Regions from separate parts of the Homo sapiens genome. Here region 2 is linked to region 1. Evidence: chromatin contacts called from ENCODE Hi-C data. All regions are on one chromosome and are shown on one strand. The core of a region is the stretch at or near the end of the contact, and the rest is flanking DNA. Distances in the headings are between cores, read along the strand shown.

What was found. Hi-C counts contacts between places; a loop is a spot of excess contacts on that map. Pooled maps may share reads with other maps.
Region 2: a loop to region 1 is called in a pooled map, with 5 times the contacts of the local background. The contact joins two enhancer-like sites. A Hi-C loop is called at or near these places in 2 of 50 pooled maps.

Annotation. Positions count from the first base shown.
Region 1 is chr11:65,584,999-65,591,847 of GRCh38, forward strand. EHBP1L1 (EH domain binding protein 1 like 1) reads left to right here. Exons shown (of 19, transcript NM_001099409.3): 12 at 1-593; 13 at 4,753-4,822; 14 at 4,938-4,993; 15 at 5,089-5,212; 16 at 5,495-5,594; 17 at 6,802-6,849. Among named protein-coding and RNA genes, the nearest start is that of KCNK7, 7.4 kb to the right of the region's middle. RefSeq lists enhancers at 2,955-3,475, 3,369-3,568, 3,476-3,995, 4,128-4,629. Within about 2 kb of position 3,353, at least 24 of the 41 ENCODE cell types and tissues checked have a DNase peak (open chromatin) inside an H3K27ac peak, as active enhancers do.
Region 2 is chr11:66,077,657-66,084,505 of GRCh38, forward strand. The region is part of intron 1 of PACS1 (phosphofurin acidic cluster sorting protein 1); the gene reads left to right. Among named protein-coding and RNA genes, the nearest start is that of PACS1, 11 kb to the left of the region's middle. RefSeq lists enhancers at 414-533, 2,807-2,856. Within about 2 kb of position 3,000, at least 14 of the 41 ENCODE cell types and tissues checked have a DNase peak (open chromatin) inside an H3K27ac peak, as active enhancers do.

The DNA.
Region 1 (6,849 bases), core at 2,103-4,602:
TGGAGCCCGCGGACATGGTGCTACTGTCGGTGCCCGACAAGCTCATCGTCATGACGTACCTGTGCCAGATCCGCGCCTTCTGCACCGGGCAGGAGCTGCAGCTGGTACAACTGGAGGGCGGCGGCGGCGCCGGCACGTACCGCGTGGGCAGCGCCCAGCCCAGCCCGCCCGACGACCTGGACGCCGGAGGCCTGGCGCAGCGGCTGCGCGGTCACGGGGCCGAGGGGCCCCAGGAGCCCAAGGAGGCCGCAGACCGCGCAGACGGGGCGGCCCCGGGGGTGGCCTCCAGGAACGCGGTCGCGGGCCGCGCCTCCAAGGACGGCGGGGCCGAGGCCCCCCGAGAGTCGCGACCCGCGGAGGTCCCGGCCGAGGGGCTGGTGAACGGGGCGGGGGCACCGGGCGGCGGCGGCGTGAGGCTGCGACGGCCCTCGGTCAACGGGGAGCCCGGGTCGGTGCCCCCGCCCCGCGCGCACGGCTCCTTCTCCCACGTGCGCGACGCGGACCTGCTCAAGAAGAGGCGCTCGCGGCTGCGGAACAGCAGCTCGTTCTCGATGGACGATCCGGACGCGGGAGCCATGGGAGCTGCGGCTGCAGTGAGTGTCAAGGTCCTTCTTTCTTCCCCCGCCGCAGCGCGGGGTCCCGGGAAGATGGGCAGAGAACGGGCGAGCCCCCAAGGGGCCCCAAGGACAGAGCTGGCGCGAGGGTGACGGTTTCAGAGTGGCGGGGCTCGGCTGGACCCAGGAGGGGCTATCTGATCAGAGGGACCCTGGTGCTGTGGAAGAGTCCTCTGGTGTGGTAGTGAGCTCCTCATTAGGGGACGCATTTGAGCCAAGGCCCACCAGGCAGGGTCCCCAGCTTTGCGGCCAGCCTGGGATAAGTGCTGAGGGTTTTTAGTGCTTGGCACTTGGTGTGGGGAATCAGGCTGCAGAAGTTCCCGGAGCATCCACGTTCCTGGCACTCTGCCCAGTGCTTGGTAGGCTGGAAGGTGGGTTTGGGCATTTCTTTCCCTGCAGGTGGCTCATCGTTAACCAGCAGCCACCCTGCCCCATGAGCTGGGTGCAGACTATCTGTACTCAAGGGGGATTCTCCAGGGCCTCCCAGCCCCAGGACTCTGGCGTACATCTTTAACCCCAGATGCTGGAGACCAGTCTCCTCTTTTCTTACAATGGAAGGTTGGAGATGTGAGATCGTGAGGGCCCGTGTCCCTGCTGTCATCCCCTATGGGTTGTAGGTCATCTCCTAGAGTGTCGTGTCACTGTGCTGAAGGGGACATGGTCCCAGAAAGAGCAGGGATTTGCTCAGTGACCCACAGCTGCTGGAGTCCAGGACACGGGCTTTCCAGCTGGAGTCCCAGCACTGCCCCATCCTGCCTGTCAACCAAGGGGCAGCTCTGCCAGGCTGCTGCAAACCTTCAGCTGTCCAGGAATGACCCCTGCATTTGAAGGAAAGGAGTGAATTCATTGGGAAAGTCTTTCTGGAAGAAGCCACCATTTGAGCTAGGTTGATAAGATGGCCAGGTTTTTCCCAGGTGAAAAATGAGTGGGGTTCTCAAATGGTGGGAACTGCATTAGCAAAAATGTGGCAGCAGGAAAGTTTAGGCCTCGTTTAGGGAACTGCCAGCCATCTCCCGGAAGGTCCATAAGTGGCAATGAGGCCAGGCTGAGAGCAGGAGTCCTGGGTGTAGGGTCAGAGGCACAAGCATTGAGCCTGTGAGTGAGAGACAGAGGGCATGGGTGACACCCACCTGTGGAAGATGTGATACGCAGGAGTCAAGAGGACAAGGCCAGCTTTGGCCCATCTGTTGGCCTCATTAATGTGTGTCAGTGGCTCTTTAAATCTTAAAGGGGAGGTGCCCCCTCTGGGCCCAAGTTCCAGCATCTGGTGTTTCCAAGTCAGGCCTTCCCCCAGCTCTTGTCTCACAGGAGATATCTGACCCATAGGGCTGGAGGGGACTCCTCATTGGCCACCCCCCTCCCCCATGCCCATTGTGTGCAGTGGGAGGTGGTCTGGCCTGGCCCGGCCCTTGGGAGCTCCCAAAGTCCTGGTCTTCCTGGAGGAGGGGCCAGGCATGAGGGTATTGAAAGAGGAATTTGAGGCCGGGCACCGTGGCTCATACTTGTAATCCCAGCACTTTGGGAGGCAGAGGTGGGCAGATCACGAGGTCAGGAGATCAAGACCATCCTGGCCAACATGGTGAAACCCCGTCTCTAATAAAATACAAAAAATTAGCCGGGCATGGTGGTACAGGCCTGTAGTCCCAGCTACTCAGGAGGCTGAGGCAGGGGAATTGTTTGAACCCCGGAGGCGGAGGTCTCAGTGAGCCGAGATTGTGCCACTGCACTCCAGCCTGGCAACAGAGCAAGACTCCGTCTCAAAAAAAAAAAAAAAAGAGGAATTTGAGTTAGACATGAGGAAGCACTGGAATTCCCACGAGGCCTGGCATGCGGAAGCTCTGCGCTGCTGAGGCTGGATTTCTCCACTCTCCTGCTTCTGCCTGTCCCGTCAGCTCAGCACTCTTTATGTGCCTGGCCTGCCCATGGACTCTTAGGGTGTGTATGAAAGCATTTTGCAAGGTGGCATTGAGGCCCCCTGCAAGTTGCTGTCAAAAAAGGGGAGATGTGTGTTTCCCTAGATTCCTTTCTAGAAGCCCTGCAGCTCCCAGGTCACACAGGGCTGGGCTTTCTCCCATTTTACATACAAGGACACAAACAGAGGCCCCAAGGGTGTGACTGGCCCCAAGGCACACAGCAAGTTGGTGGCCAAGCTTGGGAACAAACTGCTGGGTTAGACAACCCTGGGCCCTAGACCAGACCCTTTAGGAGCCTCATCTCTGACCCTCAGTTTCCTCATCTGTAAAGTGGGGAGGGTCGTGGTCCCTGCCTCACAGGGCTGTTGGGAGGATTCAGTGAGTCAGTGCACATAAAGTGCTTTAAGTGCCCGGCACAGAAACACTTGGTAGATATTAGCTGCTGTTATTAGTCAGTGTACCTTGACTGTATTTTTTGGGCCCAGCTCTGTATAAGGGGGAGACATGGGAAACCAGCAGCTGTGACGGGGTGAGTGGGGGTTGGAGCTGTGATGGGGGAGGCCATGGGAGCAGCATCTGCCCAGCCTGGGGATCAGAGGAGGCTTCTGGAGACATGGAAGTCAGGGAGGGAGGCGGGAAGAGTGTGGGGGCCCCGGCAGGGGGGTCTCTGGAGGAAGTAGGGCTGGGCTGGGTCGTGGAGGTCACGTTGGTACCAGGCAGCCCAAGATGGAAGCTGACTCCAGGCTGAGAAAGCTATTTTGGGAACTGAAAGTCGGCCACTGTGGCCAGGGGGCGGTGTCTAGGCGTGGCTCAGGGTGGTAGGAACATTGAGGCTGGGGCCGCCTGAGGCTTTGGCATGAGGCTGGGGGGCTGAGGAGAGATGTGAAACAGTTACACCGGGGGTGAAGGTGTCAGAGAGGCCTCTCAGTTTCAGCTTGAGTCAGCAGGCAGGCCATGGTGGTGGCTGGTGGGGAAGTCACCACTGCCCCAGGCCAGAGAGGATTGCCTCTGAGCCAGGGATGTCCAGGGCTGCCTCTGAGAGAGGTACAGGTGGGAGTGGACACGGGCAGGTCAACCACTGTCCCTGCCCCATGACCCCGACACAGGTCAGATGACCCAGATGTGGGGGGCCAGGGCAGGAGCAGTTGAGGGGCCAGGCTATCAGCTGAGTCGAAAGTTGGGGACCCCCAGGGCTGACAGTCCCAACAAGTCACTAGGGGCGGGCAGGTACATGGGGTCAGCCCTGCCCTTCCAAGCTAAAATTCAAAGATCCAGCCAGCCTGGCTTGTCCTGTGTGTGTGAGCATGCAGCAGCCGCTCCTGGGTGTGGGAACTGAAAAGGCAGCAGGGCACCCCCTTTTGGCCAGGAGGTGGAGGTGCTGGCTCAGGAGGGTCCAGGTCTGGGGAGCCCTGAGGACAGAAGGGGAGGGAGCCTGGTGGGGCCTCTGCAGGAGGCAGGGCTGGGCTGGGTCACACGGATGGGGCCATGTGGGGCAGTGCAATGGTCACTGCATGGGGCCCTGGCCATGACGGAGAAGCCAGCACTAGGTGACAGAAGTCAGAGGTGGCCTGAGGGAATTCCATGGAAGAGGAGTCGAGGCCGGGCGTGGTGGCTCACACCTGTAATCCCAGCACTTTGGGAGGCCAAAGTGAGCAGATCACCTGAGGTCAGGAGTTCGAGACCAGCCTGGCCAACATGGTGAAACCCCGTCTCTACTAAAAATACAAAAATTAGCTGGGCGTGATGGCGGGTGGCTACTTGGGAGGCTGAGGCAGGAGAATCACCTGAACCAGGAGGTGGAGGTTGCAGTGAGCCATGATCCTGCCACTGCACTCCAGCCAGGGCGACAGAGCGAATCTCCATCTCAAAAAAAGAGAGTAGGGAGGAAAGGCCTGGGCTGGGCCCTTCACAGGCTCTCATCCTGTGAGGCCGGAGCTCAGCCCAGCCCCAGGAGGGGAATTGGGAGGCTCGGAGCCTGGGTGTGGATGGGCCCAGGGCCACAGGGCCAGGAAGGATGAAGGCTGTGGCCTTTGCTTGAGGAGGCATTTCTCTTGGAAGGAGGTGGGCCCGGGGGTTCTGTGCATGCAGGACTAGAGGAGGGGCAGGGGCGGGCAGGAGCTGGGGTCAAGGACCCCTCCTCCCCTCTGTATGAGTGGCTCTGGCTGGCCCCAGGCCCAGGCTGGTGGGAAACCCCTCCCAGCCCTCACTGGCCCCTTCTTCCACAGGAAGGCCAGGCCCCTGACCCCAGCCCTGCCCCAGGCCCACCCACAGCTGCAGACTCTCAACAGCCCCCTGGTGAGTAGCAGGAGTGGTGACCATCTCAGTTCAGGCTGCTCACAAAGCCTGGACTGGGGACTTCCTGGGGGTGGGTGGTGGTTAGGGGGTGCCTTATCATCATCTCTGTCTGCAGGTGGGAGTTCCCCCTCGGAGGAACCACCCCCAAGCCCAGGGGAGGAGGCTGGGCTGGTAAGGAGGGCTAAGTGGGAGGAGCTGATGGGTGAGCACCACCTATTCAGGGCCTGGGCTGAGTCCACCCTGTTCTCTGCCTTTTCCACCCCCAGCAACGGTTCCAGGACACAAGTCAGTACGTGTGTGCAGAGCTGCAGGCCCTGGAACAGGAGCAGAGGCAGATAGATGGGCGGGCGGCTGAGGTGGAGATGCAGCTGAGGAGCCTCATGGAGTCAGGTGGGGCATACATCTAGGGATCCCTTCCCCAACACATGCCACTAGGTCTGTCCAGCCCTGCAGCTGTTCCTGACCTTGGGAGGAGCTGGGAGGAGGCACGGCTGGCATCAGCGTTCCCATTTTACAGCCAGGCATGCTGAGGCCCTGAAGTGGCTTCCTCGAGGCACACAGTTCTGGCTTCTGGGATGTCACAAGGGAGCAAACCCCCTCCCCCAACCCCCAGCTGCCCTACCCTGACACGGGGCAGGGGGCAGGCCTGGTGACTGTCCCTGTCCAATGCAGGTGCCAACAAGCTGCAGGAGGAGGTGCTGATCCAGGAGTGGTTCACCCTGGTCAACAAGAAGAACGCTCTCATCCGGAGGCAGGACCAGCTGCAGCTGCTGTGAGTGCTGGCCCCGGGCCAGGAGAGCAGAGGGACTCTTAGCTACTTTGGTTAGAGTTCTTCACTACTTTCTTATTCCTACAGAGATCTTTTTGACAAACGATTCCTCTTCCATCTTACTGTTTTTGTCCTAAACAAATTGCTGTTTAAAGTGTAAAACTGGCCAGGCACGGTGTCTCATGCCTGTAATCCCAGCACCTGGGGAGGCCGAGGCAGGCGGATCATCTGAGGTCAGGAGTTCAAGACCAGCCAACATGGTGAAACCCCATCTCTACTAAAAATACAAAAATTAGCCAAGTATGGTGGCACGCGCCTGTAATCCCAGCAACTTGGAAGGCTGAGGCAGGAGAATCGCTTGAACCTGGGAGGCAGAGGTTGCAGTGAGCCAAGATCAGACCATTACACTCTAGTCTGGGCAAAAGAGTGAGACTCTGTCTCAAAAAATAAAAATTAAAACAAAAATTAAGGGTAAAACTCTTAAATTAGAACTATTTTTACTAATAAGAAAACCGGCCGGGCGCGGTGGCTCACGCCTGTAATCCCAGCACTTTGGGAGGCCGAGGCGGGCAGATCACAAGGTCAGGAGATTGAGACCATCTGGCTAACACAGTGAAACCCCGTCTCTACTAAAAATACAAAACATTAGCCAGGCCTGGTGGCGGGCGCCTGTAGTTCCAGCTTCTGGGAAGGCTGAGGCAGGAGAATCGCTTGAACCCTCCTGGGGTTGAGAGATTGCAGTGAGCCGAGATCGTGCCACTGCACTCCAGCCTTTACAGTAAGGAAAACAGAAGCCCAGAGAGATCTGATCTGGTTCCCATGTGGGGTCCGAAGCCACTCTGCGGCCATTGCCTTTGTCATCCTGCAGGGTGGAGACAGCTTTGCCTCCCTTTTGCGTTTGGGATTTTTCAGAATAACTGTAGCCAGTGCTTCCTGTTTATGAGTACTGTTCATCCAAATAATCCTTCGGGGGTCCTTCTGGGGGGTGTGTGGGAGGAGCAACACAAACACCCAGCAATTGGAGAAAACAGAAGAAAAGCGATAATGTGGTCTGGAGACTAGAGGATAGCTCTGCGGTCAGCCCTGCCCTCGGGAACTGCTGGGGAGGTGGGATGGGGTCAGGGAGTGGCCAGAGCCCTGGGCACTCTCTCCCTACGCCCCTTTTCCTGAACTGCCACCCCCCCGCCACCCACCCCCCGCCACCTTCCAGCATGGAGGAGCAGGACTTGGAGCGAAGGTTCGAGCTGCTGAGCCGCGA
Region 2 (6,849 bases), core at 1,750-4,249, 490 kb after region 1:
GGTTTGTTTATTTAATTTTGTGCAGATCCTTTTAAATTGTAAGTTTGTTTTTTTTTTTTTTTTGAGACGGAGTTTTGCTCTTGTCACCTAGGCTGGAGTGTAAAGGCGCAGTCTCGGCTCACGGAAACCTCCGCCTCCGAGGTTCAAGCAATTCTCCTGCCTCAGCCTCCCGAGTAGCTGGGATTCCAGGCATGCACCACCATGCATGGATAATTTTGTATTTTTAGTAGAGACGGGGTTTCACCATGTTGGCCAGGCTGGTCTCGAACTCCTGACCTCAGGTGATTCACCTACCTCAGCCTCCCAAGGTGCTGGGATTACAGTTGTAAGCAACCATGCCTGGCCAACTGTAAGGTTTTTAAGGTACAACAAAGGTTGGAATATTTGAGTTTAGTGCTAGCTTCAACAATTTTTCTGAATCTCAAATATCGTTCTTCCTCTTTTCTCCTTGTGAGTAATGATCTGTGTCCACTCTCAGATCAACCTGGGCTCCCTTCATCCTTTCAACACTTTCAGTACTTTTAGTTTTGTAAATACAGTGGTATCCACAGGTCATTTTGGCAAAAACACTTTTTAGAACTGTATGCGTCTTAGAAATTGTGATGTGGGTAATTTGCTGTGTATGTTTTTTAGTGACCTCGTATAAATATAGGTAGATGTGAAAGGAGTGACGCCTTAAATTTGCTCCCTACTGTAACACCTGTTCCCTTCTTTGTAGTCTGTGTAACTCCTCCAAATGACAGATCTTTTGGACACATTAGTGGTTATGTGATTTCTTTCTAAACTAGTTTTCCAAACTACCTCTCAAAACTTTATTATGAGTAGGATTTCCCCCAGCTAACATTTTGGGTATGACTGGCATGTTAATTGTCTCTGAAGGATTTTAGACTGGTTATTTTGTTTTTGATTTTGAGATAGGCTCTCACTCTGTTGCCCAAACTGGAATGCAGTGGCATGAACACAGCTCACTCTGTTCAGCCTCAACCTCCTGGGTTCAAGTGATCCTCCCTCCTTAGACTCCCAAGTAGCTGGAACCACAGGCACATGCCAACATGCCCTGCTAACTTTTTAATTTTTTGCAGAGACAAGGTCCCACTATGCTGCCCAGGCTGATCTCAAACTCCTGGGCTCAAGCAATCCTCCCGCCTCAGCCTACCATAGTGTTGGGATTATAGGCGTAAGCCACCGCACCCAGGCTAGGCTGGTTATTGTGCTGAGATATAGGAAGGCGTTTTTTCTTTTCAGCTGTTTTCTTTTCTTTTTCTTTTTGAGACAGAGTCTTGCTCTCTTGCCCAGGCTGGAGTGCAGTGGCGCTATCTTGGCTCACTGCAACCTCTGTCTCCCGGGTTCAAGTGATTCTCCAGCCTCAGCCTCCCAAGTAGCTGGGATTACAGGTGCATACCACCATGCCCGACTAATTTTTGTATTTTTAGTAGAGACAGGCTTTCACCATGATGGCCAGGCTAGTCTTGAACTCCTGACCTCAAGCCCGCGTCAGCAGATTACTGGCGTGAGCCACCGCCCAGCCTCTTTTCAGTTGTTTTTCTGAAACATTGTGTGTGTTTGTGTGTGAGTATGTGCACTTCTGTATCTGTCTGTGAGTTTTCTTTTGTTCCTCTTGGTAGGTGAGACATTCTTTGTAGCAGGTTTTTTTTTTTTTTTTTTAATAGTTTATTGCTGGGAAAAGGTCTGGGTAAAAAAAAAAAAAGTTTAGAACACACTAAGGCTTGGGGCATCAGTCATCATTTACTGATCCCTCCTCACTAACCTTTTCCTGCCTCTTGTTTACAAACACCAAATGGCTTCAGGGTTTAGGGAGCAGCTTTTCCCTTCTGTTTTTCTGTTTTATGGTACCTCTCAAACACATTGCATTGTAATCCCTCCCAACCTCTGCCACCTTAGTCCTTCCCAGAAAGTAACCACTAGTGGCAGTTCAGAGTGATATTTTAAAATGAAAATCAGAACTTGTCACACCCCCTCTATAATCTTCCAGTTCATTCATTCAGCAAAAGCTTATAGACCAGCTGATATGTGCCGCAAGCAAAATCCTTGATCTCATGAAGTCTGCATTCTAGTGGGTGAAGATAAGAGACACCATCCAGTAACTTTCCGTCATACTTAAAAAAGATCCCCTTTTCATGGTTCAGGAGATGCTAAACGATGCAGCCCCTTCCCATGTCTTTGACCTCACCTTTGCGTTCTCCCCTTGTTCCTGCGGTGGGTCACCCTCGCCTTAGGGCTTTTGCACTTGCTGTTCCCTCTACCTGTGATACCCTTTCCCTGGATCCTTGGATCGCTGAGACTAGCTCCTGGGTATCATTCAGCTCTTCACTGACCTGCTACCTTGGAAGGCTGTCCTCACCTGCCCAACCCCTTCTGGGAGTTTATAAAGCTACTTCACACCTACTCGCCATTACTGGAAATAATCTTGTTCCTTTATTTAGTTACTTTATAGATGCTCAATAACTACATTTGTCAAATCAATGACACTGATTTTCCTATAGTGTTTTATAATGTTTATTGAATGACTATCTGTTATGCACAATTCATCCATTCACCAAATATTTACTGAGTGTTTCTGTGTGCCAAGCACTGATCTAGGCTCTGGAGAAGCAGCAGCAGACAGGCTGACAAAGTCCATTCTCTCCCGGGGTGTGCTTTCTGGTGGGGGTGACAGATGAGGAACAATTATATTGTTATATCTGTGATAAATGGTCAGATAGCGAGTAGGGTCACAAAGAATAGTGTGGTGGGGAACTGAGTGTGGGGGGAAAGGCTGTCTTGGTGAGGGAGGGCCTCTGGTAAGGTGACAGTTGCGCTGATGCTCGCTGCAGTGAAGCTGATGACCAGAGCATTTACTGTGTGCCACAAAACTGCCAGAGCCAGGTGCTACGATCCCTTTTCTCAGAAGGGAAAATTGAGGCCCTGTGAGGTGAAGGCATTTTTTTAAGACTACACAGTTTAAAAGTGGGCGGGGCTGGAATTTGTCTCATGACTCATGATTGCCAGACACCAGAGCCGTTTCTGTGTTTAAACTTGGTCCCCCAAGCCCTGTCTGGTTCTCATAGCTGACAAATAATATTTAATGCCTTATTCTTTGCCAGCTGGAATTACAAAACACTGCTCAATTTCCATCATAGACAGCGAGAGGCTGTGTGGTATAGTGGCTGTGAGTGTGGGTTCTGGAGCCAGTCAGGTCAGATTTTACTATTTGAGTGACTCTGGACAAGTTTTTAACCTCTATAATGCTTCAACTTTTCTCATCTGTAAATGGGCATAATAATTGTCCCTGCTGAGTGTGGTGGCTCATACTTATAACCCCAGCAATTTGGGAGGCTGAGGTGGAAGGATTGCTTGAGCCCAGGAGTTCGAGACCAGCCTGGGCAACATAGGGAGACCCCGTCTGTACAAAAAATAGAAAAAAAAATTAGCTGGGCTTGGTGGCACACGCCTGTGGTCCCAGCTACTTGGGAGGCTGAGGCTGGAGGATTGTGTGAGCTCAGGAAGTCAAGAATTCAGTGAGCTGTGTTCGCACTACTGCACTCCAGTCTGAGCGACAGATCAAGACCCTGTCTCAAAAAAAAAGAAAAAAGAAAGAAAGAAAAGAAAAGTCCCTGTCTCACAGGATTATCATCAGAATTAAATAAGGTTAATTTTGTTATTAACACATGTTAATCGTGTGTGTGGCAACATAGAAAGCACTTAATATCAGCTATTACTGTTGCTGTTTTTCTTGTCAACCTAATTTCTCCGTCTTCCCTGCCCCCCCCAACCAAAACAAAACAAACAAAACAAACAAAACAAACATGCTTTCTTTCTAGAATTAGGGTAATATTCAGATTTCCTCGGTGGGACCATCACAAGGTCTTGGGTTCACCTGAGGCACAGATCCTGCCAAACCCCAAGCTTATTAGACTACAAAGTCAAAACAAAATATTTTGGTTCTCTGAAGCAGTGGCTGGGTCGGGATCCTGTTTCTACATCCTGCCAGCTTATATGAACGGAAGAGATGGTACAGGCCCCGCCTGCAAACCACAGCTTTGTTTTGAGCCAGCTTGACTTGACAGCTTCCCTGTTTTACCTGCTGACTTCTTTAGCCCTGGTTTGGCAGCAGAAGAGCAACTGAACCGGTTTACAGCTTGCCATTTGTCACCGGTGAAAACTGAGCAACTCCTAGGAAAATGAGGGTTTAAATGTAGTTAATTTTTTTTTCTCTTGTCTTTTTAAGTTTTCCTTTTTGTGTCTCAAGCCATAGAAAAACTACATTCTACTTTTACAGGAGAAACCTGATAATACATTTGTGGTCTCTCCTGAAACATGTAGATCTTTGGGTGTATGTTAATTTTCACCTTTAATAAGCATCAGGACTTTATTTTTCCATTTTGGTTGGAAATCTACAATTATATTTACTTGTTTCTGGTTCTTCTTTAAGAATGTATAAAACACAGATTAACATTTCCTTGAATCTGGATCTTAATGATGAATGGATTCTCATGGTAAACATCAGGGCTTAATGAAGAGTGTAGACTGGTACATGGGGCACAACTGCTTTCTTTAGTTTTTTGGTTTTGTTTGTTTGTTTGTTTTTGAGACAGTCTTACTCTGTCCCACAGGCTGGAGTGCAGTGGTACAATCATAGCTCACTGCAGCCTCGAATTCCTGGACTCAAGTGATCCTCTAACCTCAGTCTTCCAAGTAAAGGTCCACATCACCATACCCGGCTAATTTTTAAATTATTTATAGAGATGGGGTTTTGCCATGTTGCCCTGGCCTCAAGTGATCCTCTCACCTCAGCTTCGCAAAGTATTGGGATTACAGGTGTGAGCCACTATGTCTGGCCACCTTAAAAAAAAACAAACAAAAAAACACCTCATTTGTTATGAAGATAGATAAAATGTTTGTTTGTAAAATGTTTGCGCATCAGGCCGGGCGCTGTGGCTCACGCCTGTAATCCCAGCACTTTGGGAGGCCGAGGTGGGTGGATTACCTGAGGTCAGGAGTTACCTGGCCAACATGGTGAAACTCCATCTTTACTAAAAATACAAAAAAATTAGCCGGGCGTGTGGCGGTCGCCTGTAATCTCAGCTACTTGGGAGGCTGAGACAGGAGAATCGCTTGAACCCGAGAGGCAGAGGTTGCAGTGAGCCAAGATCATGCCATTGCACTCCAGCCTGGGCAGCAAGAGCAAAACTCTGTTTCAAAAAATATAAAATAAAATGTCTGAGCATCTATGTTCATAGAAATCATGACCTTCACATCTTTGAGGAGTGTCAGTGAAACTATGAATATGATGGTATAATATTTATACTGCAGCAGCTCTCATATCAGCCACCTTTTACATTGTCTTCACAAGCAGGTTTTTGTTTGGTACTTTAAATCACAGGCGATGGAATGGGGCAGTGTAATATGCCTTAAGTCTATTGTTTATGAAATTATGTCCTCAGAGTTAAAATATGTAGAAAGTAGTTGACAGCATTCTGTCATCTCTCCCATGCACTGCTTTTGCTGTGGATGAAAATGAATAAGCAACTCTGGAAACCAAGGTCCTCTGGGAACATAAAAACTCCTGTGGCTATTAATGGATTTAATTGTATTTCCTCTCTGCCACCAAGATATGCAATAAATTGTTTATGCCCTTGCCGTTAGTGGGGAGAATTGTTCATTAAACGCATGTAATGTCATTATTGCTTTGTTTTTATTACTTGTAGGTAGTCCTATCTCTCCTTTTAAAAAAAGTATAAAAAGAATGGCCGTAATTATTAAACACTGGCCATTAATCCCTTTGGTTGACTTTTTCCTCCATGGAGAAAAAGGAAAGTATCATCTCACTGGGGAAGCAAGCTTGGGCTGGAAATGGGTCATGGTCTCCCAAATCTAAGATCTGGCAGAAGGTTGGTTTTGTATGCTTTGGACTTGGGCCAAGTGATATGTTTACTTAGGCTCCAGAAGGGCCTGGTTCTAAGGCAGCCACACTGATAAATGAATGCCTTGTATCAAGTGTGGAGAGGCTTCATTATATTTAAATCCACTTAAGAGAACAGCTATAGAAGAATGACTGTTTAGGACTGTGGCTCTGTTTTCTTGTTTGTCATTTAGATATTTCTGCCAATTATAATAAATGTGGAGGAAAAAAAAAGCCAGCAAATTGCTATAGTCTCTTTAAAACCATGTGCCAGAAATGCTTTGACATTAAAGTTTGATTTCTCACTTGGCTTTACCCCACCATGTGGGTTTGGATAAGTCTTTGTAACTCTTCCTGCACATACCTTTACTGTTTCCTCATTTAGTTGAAAGATACTTATTGAGCACACATTACAGACCAGTCACTGCTTGGATACTGAGGAGAGAGCAGTGAACAAAACAGACAGAAATTCCAGCTCTTGCGGAGCTTACCTTCTGGGGACAGGGTGGGCAGCAGGCAGTAGTGAGTGAGTGAGCAAATATTAGGGTGTGTTGGACGGGAAGAATAAAGCTGGATGGGGATAAGTGGGCAGAGGAAAGAGGTCACGGTTTTAAACAAGGTGGTCTAGAAAGACCTCAGAAAGCGAGCCGGCCACATGGAACACACATTTAGGTAAGCTGGGTGCATTTTATGGGATGAGGCCCCCCAGTAGAGGGAACAAGAAGTACTGGCAGGTTCCAGAGCATCCAGGAGGCCAGTTTGGCTGGAGCCAGGTGAATTAAAGAGAGAGTAATGGATAAAGTCAGAGAGGTAAAACAGGTGATCTCACAGGCCATTGTGGGACTCTGGCTTTGATCTTGAGTGAGATGGGAAGTCACTGGGGCTTTTGAGCCAGCGAGGAGGCATGATGGTCACTTCCACCCTAAAAGAACCCCTGACCACTGTGT